Regions from separate parts of the Mus musculus genome. Here all the other regions are linked to region 2. Evidence: chromatin contacts called from ENCODE Hi-C or POLR2A ChIA-PET data. All regions are on one chromosome and are shown on one strand. The core of a region is the stretch at or near the end of the contact, and the rest is flanking DNA. Distances in the headings are between cores, read along the strand shown.

What was found. A loop is a pair of places that touch in the nucleus more often than their neighbours do. ChIA-PET counts read pairs that join two places held with the same protein, here RNA polymerase II (POLR2A).
Region 1: POLR2A ChIA-PET joins it to region 2 with 10 read pairs in Patski. The contact joins the promoter of Khnyn here to the promoter of Nfatc4 in region 2. POLR2A ChIA-PET finds 5 or more read pairs at or near these places in 3 of 5 experiments (Patski and embryonic stem cell).
Region 3: a loop to region 2 is called in a map of heart, with 6 times the contacts of the local background. The contact joins the promoter of Adcy4 here to the promoter of Nfatc4 in region 2. A Hi-C loop is called at or near these places in 12 of 37 maps with a recorded cell type or tissue (T-helper 1 cell, T-helper 2 cell, gastrocnemius and 4 more). POLR2A ChIA-PET finds 5 or more read pairs at or near these places in 4 of 5 experiments (Patski and embryonic stem cell).

Annotation. Positions count from the first base shown.
Region 1 is chr14:55,883,459-55,887,653 of GRCm38, forward strand. Khnyn (KH and NYN domain containing) reads left to right here and starts at 1,484. Exons shown (of 8, transcript NM_027143.3): 1 at 1,484-1,684; 2 at 2,316-2,533; 3 at 3,034-4,160. The coding sequence starts at 2,333. Cbln3 (cerebellin 3 precursor protein) reads right to left here and starts at 798. Exons shown (of 3, transcript NM_019820.3): 1 at 454-798; 2 at 9-128. The coding sequence starts at 729.
Region 2 is chr14:55,822,855-55,827,065 of GRCm38, forward strand. Nfatc4 (nuclear factor of activated T cells, cytoplasmic, calcineurin dependent 4) reads left to right here and starts at 1,941. Exons shown (of 10, transcript NM_023699.3): 1 at 1,941-2,282; 2 at 3,304-4,211. The coding sequence starts at 2,183. It overlaps Gm41159 (a long non-coding RNA gene), which reads right to left and starts at 735. Exons shown (of 3, transcript XR_874646.3): 1 at 344-735; 2 at 1-70.
Region 3 is chr14:55,781,460-55,785,757 of GRCm38, forward strand. Adcy4 (adenylate cyclase 4) reads right to left here and starts at 2,613. Exons shown (of 26, transcript NM_001361604.1): 1 at 2,433-2,613; 2 at 2,061-2,251; 3 at 376-573; 4 at 121-282. The coding sequence starts at 2,219. Ripk3 (receptor-interacting serine-threonine kinase 3) reads right to left here. Exons shown (of 10, transcript NM_019955.2): 10 at 3,536-3,892. The coding sequence ends at 3,738. Gm32092 (a long non-coding RNA gene) reads left to right here and starts at 2,620. Exons shown (of 5, transcript XR_874644.2): 1 at 2,620-2,791.

The DNA.
Region 1 (4,195 bases), core at 234-2,733, 60 kb after region 2:
TAGGTCACCTGGACAGTTTGGCGGTTGTACACCTTGACCACGTGGAATCGGAAGCTGTAGACTCCACGGACAGGGGCCACGAAGCAGCCCGAGGTCCGATCAAAGCCCTCGCCCTCATTGACCAGTACCTGTGGGGAAGCAGATTGTGTTGAGAGGGATTCTGGGTGCCGGGAGCTCAGGAGCATCACTGGGTTGGCATTTGTGCAGTGGGTGAGGAGAGAAGGGGTGGCAAACGGGTGTGACAGGAATGTGTAGAGTCAAAAACTATGAGGAAGGGCTACGGTGCTGTGTGTATGAATGAAAGAAGGCCAACCAACGGTCAGTGGCCATCTTAGAGGAAGGTGGTGCAAGAGATGCAGGTAATGGTTTCCTTGGAGTCCGAGGGATGCAAAGGGGCTTGGACAGTAGAGTCCAGGTCCTTGCATGTCTTCCGGACAGAGGCAGAGGGATTACCTGGTCGAAGTAGATGGCACCACTGGTACCGTTGCCGGTTTCTCCTGCTGGTTCATGGTGATGGCTTCGGACTGCAGCAAACGCCACTCGTCCTGGGGGTGCCTCTCCCAGGGCTGCACCCCCAGGTCCTCCTGCAGTAGGTCGGCCTGGCTCACAGACCACCAGGCACTCCCCCTCCAGTAGGACAGGCTCTGACCCTTCTTGAGCCCACCCAGCCTCCAGGGTCAGAAGCACCAGGGCCAAGGACAGCTTGGGTTTGTGCCATTCCGTCCCCATCCTTGCTAGGTGCCTCTGTAACTCACAGATTTTCCTGTCTTCTGTCCCCTTGGCTCTCCCCCCTCTGCTTCAAGGCTTCAGTACTCCTGCCCTGCTCTGCTGTCCTCTGTGAGTCTGGCACCTAGCCCGGGCACTCCCCTCCCTGTATCTTTTTGTGTCCCACAGCTCTGCCTGGCCTTACTACTGCTGTCTCTGCGGATCCCTCCTCCTTGGCAGAGCATGGAGTGACAGCAGTTGGGCCCTGGGAGGGAGAAGAGGAATGGAGAGAGGATATGAGGGCTCTAGCCACACAAGGGTGTGTACACACACACACACACACACACACACACACACGAAACAAAATTTCTTCAATTCCTTTCTCATCTTCTCCTTTTCAGTCTTTCTCCATGGGGTTTTCCTTATTGTGGCAAGGTGTGTGTCCTCATCTCCCCCCCCTTCCCCCCCTACTCCCCCAACTCTATCTACTTGGTGAAAGTGCTTGTGTCAAGGGCAGGATTCTCTTGTGACTCTGGACCAGTCACTTCTCTTGGAACCATCAACTGCAGAACTCCCAAGGACCCCAGGAACTGGAGGCGAACGTGAGAGTTGGCAGGAGGCGTTGGGGGTGGGGTGAGTGTCTGTGACCCGGTAGGCCCCGCAGGGGATGTGGAGGGCGGGTCGCTCGGCAGCAGGACAGCAGGCCGAGCCGGGGAGGAGGAGCGCAGCCCTGCCCCGAGCCCTGGCCAGTGCGGCCCTAGCGGGGGAGGAGCCGAGCTGGCTCCGCCCCGGGCCGGAAAGTGACTCCAAAGCCACAACGCGTTGTTGACGAGAGAAGTCTAGGTTGGGTGAAGGATCCGAGAAGGCCCTCCCAGATTCGGGCTCCCAGCCCCAGGCCCCTGGGGCGCGGGAGAAACGCGGGCCCCTCCTCCCCCGCCGCGGGCACCTAGAGGAGCGGGCGGAACTCGCGGCTTTGGCGGTAGGCGTCCCCCTTCCGGGCGATCGGGAGCTGAAGGCCGTGGCGGGAGGGTGGTCGGGCTGGGGGCGGCCGCCGCAGGCTGTGGGAGGGCGGGCTATGCCCCTGGGCCCCGGGTGGGATGCTTGACAGTGGACAAACGAGGAGGGGGGGCGGGGGCGGGGAGGTGGGAGTGGTTAGTGAAGGAATAAGGCGGATAGGGGAAACCCCCACCCCAGGACTACACTGTTAGAGCCTCTGGCGCGTATTCATTTCCCAAGAGGCCCTCCTCTACTCAAAAAATCCGAGACCTCTCAGCTCTGGGACTCTTTCCTCAAACCACCCACTTCTTGTGACCCTCAAAATGAGCTGGAGGCCCTCTCAACTCGTCCCTTCTCAGGGCGGTGGTCATCAGTTTTCTCTGGCCAGTCGCCCACCCCAGCTAGCCCTGTTTAAGAAGGGCTTACTCTCAGGGAGAGGCCTGTGTATAGATGATTTTCTATATTCTCCACCCGCGAGGTGGACTTGCTATCTCCTGGGGTTGTTTACCAGTTCTGTCACTAGGTGCGACCTGTTGATTGTTGGATGTATGCCATGTGATTAGGATTTGGGTTGAAGGGAGACAGAGACTTTGAGATTGCCTCTGCCCTTCCAGGACTCCAGGTAGAAGCCATGTCTACTTGGGGGTTTGCCTCCCCGACTCCCGACCGCTTTGCGGTGTCTGCGGAGGCCGAGGACAAGGTTCGGGAGCAGCAGACTCGCTTGGAGCGTATCTTCAACGTGGGAATGAGCGTCCTCTCCAAAGACTGCCCAGAGAATCCTCATATCTGGTTGCAGCTTGAGGGCCCCAAGGAGAACGTCTGCAGAGCCAAGGTGAAGTCCTCTTCCTTTTAGGGCTGCTACAAAGCCTTTTAGGACGCTGCCCCTCCCGAGGCCGAGTCGGAGGAGGGACTGGGAAATGCCTCTTGGCAATCTTATTGGCTGCCTCTCTCTTGAGCTTTGAGGAACTCAGCAAACCTTTTTATTTAGAATTTTGGTTTCACTTCTGCTGTGCTGCCTAGGTTCTTCAGGCTTTAGAACCAAATCACTTCATGCTCTTGGAGATAGTAAGGTAATCCCCTCTGTACAGGTGGGCCTTGCCAGGGAATTCCCTGGGGTTGAGAGGGGGCCGGCCACTTTTTCCCCCCTTTGCACCCAAGGCCAATAGGCTCCATCACTTGACAGCCCTCTGGTCTGTTCTTACATTTCCATAGGTCTACAGTGTGAATAGAAACAGTATCTACTTAGATGATGTAATAGCTTGAAGCTCAGGGAGAGCAGTGAATCTGAAAGGGATGGCTTCTAGAAGTTTCCTCTCTGACCTCCCTATCTAGGAATACCTGAAGGGGCTCTGCAGCCCAGAACTACAGAGTGAGATCCACTACCCACCCAGACTGCACTGCATCTTTCTGGGAGCCCACGGTTTCTTCCTTGACTGCCTGGCCTGGAGCACATCTGCCCACCTGGTGCCTCTGCTTCCTGGCTCTCTGATGATCAGTGGCCTAACCGAGGCGTTTGTGATGGCCCAGAGCCGGGTGGAGGAGTTAGTGCAACGGCTGAGCTGGGACCTTCAGCTACAGTCTTGTCCCGGAGCCCCTGACAATGGCGGAGTGCTGAGAGACTTCTCTGCCCTGCTGCAGACTAGGGAGGATGCCTACACAGAGGCCCTGCTGCGGCTGCCCCTGGCCGTGCAGGAGGAGCTCCTAAGCCTGGTGCAGGAGGCATCTAGAGGGCAGGGTCCATCTCGTGAGGTGGGGAGCTCAGGCCTGTTGAGTCCTCAGTTCCAGGGAGTCAGGGCTCCCTTGAATGAAGGCAGGGAATTCGTAGGCACCAGAGTGGCAGGGTCGGGAAAGTCGCCAGCAGTAAGAGGACAAAGTCATACTGTGGAGAAGGAGGAAAGGAAACAGGATGCTGTCAGGGACATGGGTTCAGGGCGGAAGGAGCTGTCTGGGGAAGAGGTCTGGGAGCCTGGAGTGGCTTACAGGTCACAGCTAGCAGGTGGAGGAGCAGAGGAGGTGGCACCCTTGAAGGGAAAGGCCTCGGGGAAACAGGAGGTTCCTCAGCAAAGAGGAGGGTTCAGTGTGCAGGGTGAACCTTCAGGTGCGCATGTGCCCTGTCAGAGGGCAGCTCCAATCCGGGGAGCCTCTCTCCTCCAGCGGCTCCACAATGGGAGCGCCTCACCTCCGAGAGTGCCTAGCCCTCCGCCCGCGCCGGAACCCCCATGGCCCTGTGGAGACCGAGACCGAGATCGAGATCGGGGAGACAGGGGAGACAAGCAGCAGGCTGGAGCTCGAGGCCGAGGGTCTCCGTGGAAGCGAGGCACTCGTGGGGGCAACTTGGTGACTGGCACGCAGCGTTTCCAGGAAGCCTTACAGGATCCTTTCACCCTGTGCCTTGCCAATGTGCCTGGCCAGCCAGATCTCCGTCACATTGTCATTGATGGCAGCAACGTGGCCATGGTGTAAGTAGCTGGTGGGACTGAGTTCTGGAGACAGC
Region 2 (4,211 bases), core at 691-3,190:
TCACTCGCGCCAAACTGTTCTCTCTTCTGCCTCCTTTCTTTTGCAACACCACGGTGGGGAAATTGAGTCACTGGGAGGAGAAGGGAAAGAAAGTCGAAGTCAGCCAGCCCTGGTCTTCCAGACGAGGGAAGGGGGAGGGTTCTCCAGGAAAACAAAGCGGGGTGGGTGGGGAGGTGGTTTGCTGGGCAGAGGCTGAGCCAGACATATGGAGAAACACTGCCCAGGATCAAAGGAAATATGACATTTGAAAAGAATGTGCGCGTCTGCTTGTGCCGCTGAGCGGGGGGTATGAGGGAGCAGGGCCCCGGCCGAGTTTCCGGGTCTGTTCTCCTTGGATTCCCACCTCTGCCCACCCTTCTCTTAGGTGCAGGGTGGTAGATGTTCTCGAGGTGTTCCTCGCGCCCCCTAACCGTGAGTTCCTCCAGTTCGGAGGTGAAGCAAGACGGGAATGTAACCTGAGAAGAACCCAAGGGGAGAGAGGGGGGCGGGGAGGGGGGAATCAAACCAGGCCCTCTCCCGGCTCGGCCTCGGAACATTCTTCTCTCCCGCCCGCCAAGCTTCTCCTCCCTGCCCCTCCCGCCTCGCGGCCCTGGGCTTGCAGCCGGGGCAGCGCCGCACGTCACTGGGGTCCCCGGGGGCTGGGGGGGTCCCCAGGACTGGCTCGAGGGAGGACTGAGGGGAGGGAGGGGCGCCGCCTCCGCCGCCAAGGAGCTGAGGCCCGCCAGGCCAGCCCCCCTTCCCTCTGCCCCGCAGAGCCTGTTTCTCATTAGAGTAATGGGCGCGGTCCCCGCCCGGCTCCCGAGTGTTTGTAAACGTCTGACCAGAGGGCCGGCGCTTAACCCTTTAGGTGCTGGACTGGGGTTTGCTGTTGGGGGACGCGGGTCGGAGCCTGAGAGATTTAGAGACTGGAGATTTGCCAGGTTTATTAGGGAAGTTTGGAGCATGTGGTAAGCATGCAAGGAGAATGGTGACTGCTCCCCTGTCTTGCAGCGCCTCCAGTCCGAATCAAGAATCTCCCGTTCTATTCTTTCTCTTCCAAATGGGACCTCTTTATGCTCGCCCTTCCTAGAAACTCCTGACCGGGTCTTCCTTCCCTGCCCAGGTGACAGGTGTCCAGCCGGTGGGCCTAAGTTTTTAGCTTCTGGCCTTTTCTAAACCCGGCCAGGAATTTAGGATGGCCGGGAGCAGAACGTCTTGGGATCAGCGAGCCCAGAGATCTGCAGCTTTTGGGACGAAGGAGCCGACTATCTCCTCCAAGGCTAATTAATGGCCTATCTAGGTGGCTGGGACAAGGGTATCAGCAAAGCCTGGCCTGGATCTACGCCCAGCGGGCTATGGGCCTTCAAAGGCTTCCTGGGGTTCGAAAGTTCTGAGAGGCTTCTGGGACAGCTAGAAGTTCTTCATCTTAAGGGAATGGTGGGGGGTGGCTTGTGGAGGTGGTGGCTAAGAACTGCAAAGGCTCCTTGGAGGTCCAGGTAGAGTGGTCTCAGCGAGGGTGGAGGAATGGCCTCCTCTACAGAGCAGCTCAGAGCCTCTCTCAATCCCAGATCTCTCTTCAACTCAAGATTTGGATGGAAAGGACAGTGAGGTGCCCTTTCTTGGGAGATTTTGGCTATCCTGCTCTTCAGAATGTACCGTGGGCCTGCTACAATGGGGGACGGGTGACAAAAATATGGCCTCTTTAAGGCGAGGGGACCCGGACCTCCCCACCCCCTACGCTGGGACTAAATAGGCTGAGGTTTGGGCTTTCGGTGGGAAATGATTGTCACAACTGTGGGCCAATAGGTACCATTAGGGTTCTATAACGTTTGAAGGGACCATTTTCCAATTCAGTTTTTTCTCCCTCTTTGGAGGGGGTGGGACTGGAGAGATGACCGGGGGCGGGGGGGGGGGGAACTAGGGGCGCGTGGTTTTCCCATCTCATCCATGGAGGAGGGGCCGGTGCATCCCGGGTAACCAATCAGAGACAGGCTGGGGGGGGGCCGCTTTGAAGAAGTTTGGGAGAAAAAAGTTTGGAAAAGTTTCTATAATAACGAGGGGGCGTCCGGAGGGAGGCGGCAGCGACAGAAGAGGGGGCGTCTCAGAGAAAGGGAGGGAGGGAGCTACCCTCGCGTGAAGCTACAGCAGCGTCCAGAGCTTCCCCCTCCCACCCAGGCGGGACCTGGGGGCTCCGGCCGGATCCATGGGGGCCGCAAGCTGCGAGGATGAGGAGCTGGAATTTAAGCTGGTGTTCGGAGAGGAAAAGGAGCCCCCCCCGCTGGGCCCTGGGGGTCCTGGGGAAGGTTAGTGCGGGGCTGGGTAGGGGTCTTTTGGCCAGTGACCGAAGGGCCAGGAAATCTCCAGTTTGGGAGCCTGGGGTGTGTGAGAGGGTGAGGTGGGTCAGAGGATGAAGGGAGCTGAGGGACTACCAAGGCTGTGGAAGTGAGGCTGGGGGCCACGGCATCATTTTTTTTTCCTTTTTAGGTCCTAACTGGGGTGGGAGTGGGGGTGTTGTTGGCTATGCGCCGCCTGCCGGCTAGGCCGACTGTCTCTGGGATGGGGTGCGGAAGGGAACCTTGGCCCCCAAGAGCCGGAGGTGCCGGCTTGGGAAGGGGAGGTTTGGCCCTGGAGTTAAAGGCTTTAGGACCTAGGCCTGGTTCTGCAGACGCGACGCCTGGGGCTGGGGGCTCCCTCGGGCAGCGCAGGGACACCCCTCCCCCTCCCCCTGTCTGGCCGCAATGAGAGGCAGATGGCGGGGAACGAGTCGGGGGCGGCGGCCGCCGCTTGCACGGAATCCGCGCTGCCCGCTACCCCCTCTCCCCCCCCCCCCCGTTGGCTGGGCCCCGCACGCATCACCCTTCGACTGCACCCCCGCCCCCTTTGGGGGGGGCGAGGGAGGAGTCACCTCCCCTCGTCACCACAGACATGCCCCCATCCCTCCCACCCCCAGGCCACAGTTGCGATGGTAACTGGGGTTTCTGCCAGCACCATTTGGGGGTTTGGGAACCGTCGCTAATTGGGTTCATGTGTGAGTCGCCCCCAGCCCAGCCCAGAGCCTGGGCAAGCACACCTCCAGGCCTGGCTCTAGAATTCCCCAAACCACCCCAGCCCACCTGCCCAGGACCAGAGTGTTAGAGTATGAGGTCCTGGCATGCCTGTATCTCTTTTCTGTCTTGTGATGTTCAACTTTGCTTTTGTCCGGAGACTAGGGGAACCTCTCCTAGCTAAGCATATCAGGCTTCAGGGGCTGACCATCCGAGAAACGTAGACATTTCACCAGCTTCTCTCTCTCTCTCTCCCTCTACTTCCCTTCCATTTTGACAGAGCTGGACTCAGAGGATACCCCTCCATGCTGTCGTTTGGCCCTGGGGGAACCCCTTCCTTATGGTGCTGCCCCTATTGGGATTCCCCGACCCCCACCCCCTCGGCCAGGGATGCACTCACCACCGCCCCGTCCCGCCCCTTCACCTGGCACCTGGGAGAGCCAGCCAGCTAGGTCGGTGAGGCTGGGGGGCCCAGGAGGTAATGCAGGGGGTGCTGGGGGTGGTCGTGTTCTTGAGTGTCCCAGCATCCGGATTACCTCCATCTCTCCCACGCCTGACCCGCCGACCTCGCTAGAGGACACATCTGAAACTTGGGGGGACGGCTCTCCTAGAGATTACCCTCCACCAGAAGGCTTTGGGGGCTATCGAGAGGCTGGAGGTCAGGGCGGAGGCGCTTTCTTCAGCCCGAGCCCTGGCAGCAGCAGCCTGTCTTCGTGGAGCTTCTTCTCGGACGCCTCCGACGAGGCAGCCCTGTATGCAGCGTGCGACGAGGTGGAGTCTGAACTTAATGAAGCAGCCTCCCGTTTTGGCTTGAGCTCTCCGCTGCCCTCGCCCCGGGCTTCTCCTAGGCCATGGACCCCGGAGGATCCCTGGAGCCTATACGGTCCAAGCTCGGGAGGCCGAGCGCCAGAGGATAGCTGGCTACTCCTCAGCGCTCCTGGGCCCGTCCCAGCCTCCCCTCGGCCTGCTTCTCCCTGCGGCAAGCGGCGCTATTCCAGTTCCGGAACCCCATCTTCGGCCTCCCCAGCTTTGTCCCGCCGAGGCAGCCTTGGGGAAGAAGGTCCAGAGCCACCTCCACCACCCCCGTTGCCTCTGGTCCGGGACCCTAGTTCCCCTGGCCCTTTTGACTATGTGGGTGCTCCACCAACCGAGAGCATCCCTCAGAAAACTCGGAGGACTTCTAGCGAG
Region 3 (4,298 bases), core at 1,363-3,862, 41 kb before region 2:
AGGGGTGTTATCAATGCTTGGCTCCTGCGAGGGCCGAGCCATGTCTTGGATAATGCTCACAGCATTACTAAACAGCTGAGCCAGCTCTGGGCACACTATCGGCACCACTTGCATTTTTACCTGTGGTAGCAGAGCTCTCTGTGACTCAGGCTGCCACCCAAGATACAGTCCAAGGACCAGCAGGTGCGAGAGGGATGAGATGACTCCCGCAGCAGCAGCATCCCGCATGCCCAAGGGCAGCATGGCGTACACGGTGAAGATGATGAAGAGGAAAAAAGACACCTGGAGAAGGGTGTGGGAAGCTGAATGCCCGTGATGTTGCGCCCAGGGTCTAAATTTGAGGTTCACCTTCCCCCAAGCCTTGATTTTCCTCACCTGGTCCCAGGCGCTCACCACACCCCCAGTGAACAGAAATCCATAGCCCAGAGCCAGTAATGCAACCCATATGAGACCAGAAAGAGGTCGTGTCCATCGCTGCAGTTGCTGCTCCCGGGAAGCAAGCCCCAATAGCAGAGAGAAGCCACCCAAAGCACACAGCACAGTTGTCAGGAAGCTTGGGTCTGAGGTCAGCTCCTGCGGAGAAAAGATATCTGAAGCCAGGCTGGGAGGAGATACTTTGAAGTTCTCTCAAGGTGAGAAAGAGCAAGTTAGGTGTCCTTCAAACCAGCTCAGCAAAGTATCTGAAAAGCATGCGCACAAAGGATATAGGGCTGGTGAGATGCTACAGTGGGGAATGGTGGGGGCCACCAAATGTTCTGGCTTAGTTTGCAGAATCCACGTAGTAAAAGATGAGAACTCATACCTTTGAGTTGTCTTTTGACCTACATACACACACACACACACACACACACACACACAGATAAATGAATAATAATATAAAAAACCATACACAAGGAAACAGGGGCCACTGACACGTGTTTTTCACATTAGATCAAGCCAAGAGAAATTTCTAAAACCCTACTGTTTTATCCACAGAGGTCAGCAGTGTCACCTGGCTCCACCTAATATATCTCAGACATTTGCATGGGACGAGGGAGAGCTACCCAGGAGGCCGGGCTACTCTTGGCTATTTGCAAGCCTGTGCTCTTCTACATTGCAGGTGTGTTAGAGTTTGTTTGTTTGTTGTTTGCTTATTTAGTTTGGAGGCAGGGGCTCATGTAGCTTGGGCTGGCCTCCAACTCACTGCAGCTGAGAACTTTGAGCTCCTGGTCCTCCTGTCCCTATCTCTCAAGCCAAGGGACTCTAGACTTGCCCGGCTATCCCCACAGGTAAAGGAGAACGGTGGCATCGCTTGGCTTTCGGAGTGAATGTCATCCAAATGGCTAATTTGCTTGGGAGAAAGAATTCCTTTCTCCTGAAGCCAAACCACTAAACTTGACAAATGTCTACCAGGGCAGCCCAAGTTTCTGCAACCCCTCGCCCCCCCCAGCACTGAGTTCTGAGTGGCTGCCTTTCCTCTAACCTATAAGCCCCAGTACTACCCTACCTCTCGTCCCTCCTCTTTCAGGACTTGGGGTAGACAAGGGTTAGTTCCCAGTCATTTGCCCCACCTTTCCTCCCAGGAGTGAAAGGGAAACCCAGAGTGGAATAGTTCCCCTTTCTTGCCCAGAATAAAAACGAAAAAACAAAAACAAAAACAAAAAAAGATGGAGGAAGGCAAAAACTATCTTTTGGAAGTCTGTGGGCACAGCTAGCAGCCCCACATTCCCAAATCTGGATAGAGAAAAAGTCAGGAAATGACTCTCCCCAGGGACATGAGTAGAGTTTCCTCTCTGGAAAAATGGAAAATCCGGTGTTGGATTTACTCGAGAACCAATAGAACACAGCGAGAAGCATTCGGGACTCACTTACGTCCTAGTATAGACCCAGAGACTAAGCTTAGAGGGTGGAGAGCTCTGTCACATGTAACCAGAGTCACAATTCATGACGAGGTTCAACGCTTCGTTTTTGGTTCCCAGCAAAGACATTATTAACTAAAAGACCTCGCAAATCTCAGATCTTCAAATGTCCCCAGCCCGAGGCAGCCCCTGCCTAGAGCTCCCACATCTAGCCCATCTTACCCTGCCGCTGGCCCAGGCGACGGCGGGCAGTGCCACCAGCGCGCAGAGCACAATGACCAAAAGCAGTATCAGCAGTGGGTACTGTTGGCTCAGGCTGTAGTAAGTTTCGTAGAAGAGATCTTCGCTGGGAGGAGGCCGGGGACTGAAGAGGCGGGCCATGGTCTTCCCCGCCCCAGCCCGGAGCCCCTGCCCTAGGGATCACAGGGCGCTGAGTCAATAACCTGGCCCGGACCACCGCGCTTTCCCATCTCTCCCGAAGCCACTCTCGGGCAAGCCACTAAGCTTTCAGCAGCAATAGGGTTCCCTGCTAAGTGCTCTCTCACAGGGCTCCCAGCTGTGACAGGACTTCTTTATCCTTCCCACAAACCATACCGTGCTAGTGTCCTGGCTGGAGCTGAGAAGAAGGTGCCGCAGACTCACCGCTTTGGGTCAAGCTCCAGAAGTTCTCTCAGCAAAGCTAGGCTCCAGGAGGGAACCTGGGTGGGATGGCTACTACTCACCTTCGCTGCTTTGCTAGTGGCTCAGGGCCTGCCGGGCGACTGGCACTTCCCTCTTGGCGCCAAGGCCCCCTCCCACTTCCCCGCGATACAGCCCAGCCCCTTCCCGTTCTGGAGCCTGACTCCCCTGGCTGCTTCCCATGCTCAGATTGCATTCTCTAATCATCACCTTCTCTCTTTCTTTAACGACGACGACGATGTCGATGAGCAGGTGGGCCGTGGGAGAAACACGAGGTAACGGGGTAAGGGGACGACAAAGGGATGTGACAAGATAAGGATACAACATTTGGAAGTGGGGAGGCCAAGGAAAGCCTGGGAGAAAGCGGGGAGGTGGGGGGGTGTCCTGGTACCAGCTGGGGCCGGGGTGTGGGCGAGGTCAGGAGTGACATTTCCCGTTCACTCTTGGTCCCTCTGATGTGGCCAAGTGTGAACTGTCTGGCCATTTTCAGCTCCTTGAGTTGGTGTTCCTTTTTGTTGGATATAGTTATCAATTCTTGGATACAGAGAATCAAAACAACAAATAAACAAACAAAAAACCCTGCTGCCATGCCTAGGAAAGCAAGGTGCAGGAGGTCTGTGCAGCAGGTGTGTGGTGGTCTAGAAAGCCTGGGGTGCCTTCGAATTTCCTGAGACACCTTCCTTCACCAGGGCCCCAAAACCCAGTGCTCAAAATCAAGGAGAAAAGGGAGAACTTTTCTCCTGTCAGCCTAGGCTTAGGGTGGTATCAGCCCTGAGCTCTGGAGGAAGTACCCTACCCTGAGACTGGAGCATTAGAGAGCAGAGCCCCTGATTCCTTCCTGCCACCAGCTGGACCCTGACCTTATGAGCCAGGAGGTGGCCTATATCTCAATATCTGGTCCCCAGGTCCCCTTTTCCTGTAGCACCAACTCCCCCCACACACACCTCACCCCCCCCCTCCAGGGTAGCCAGCTCCTGGCTGTCCATCCCTGATGCCCTGGATTGACACCTCAGACTCTCTCACAGTTAACATGCTATGTTTATTGACTTTAAGGAGATGGGTCAAGAGTCAGTTTGGGTGTAGGTCCAACTGTCCTCACAGAATGTTGTGAGCTTCAGGAAGTGGCAAGGACTGTCTTAGCCAGTCCAGGTTGCTTAAAACGTGCTTTTTATTGCCACGCTGAATGGCACACTTCAGGCTCTTGCAGTGATTCTCTGAAGTCTACTTGTGGAAGGGCTGCCAGCCCCTACCCCTGCCGAACTGTGCTTGGTCATACTTGGCCGAACTTGAGGCAGTAGTTCTTGGTGGTGCTACCAAGGAGTTGTAGTTCCCAATCTGCACTTCAGAACAGTTGTTGAAGACGAGAGCCGGTGGCCCTTTAAGAGGAAAGGAGGAGGTGATGGTGAGAGGGTTCAGAGGTTAGAAAGATGAAGTTGACAAGCACTTTGGGGAAAGGGGCAGCGACACCTTGTGATCTCCCTGGGGAATGCAAATGCAGGGTCTTCACCTGCTAGCTACTGCGTCCCAGTATGAGCTGTGCCTCTTCAGAATTAGTCTTGTAGAAGCTCAAAGAGTAGTGCCTGCTGTTTGGGTGTCTTTGATGGGAGACCTTCTGGACTTGCTTATCAATAAAGGAACTGTGGGGGCTCACAGACTCTGTGCTGGGAAAAGTCAGCCAATCCCGACTTTCTTTCGTTGTGTGACCTCAGTGGGATCCTCTCCTAGTGGATGTCATGTTCCTCGTCTTAAACGAGGCAGATCGGGTTAGATGATCTCTAGTCA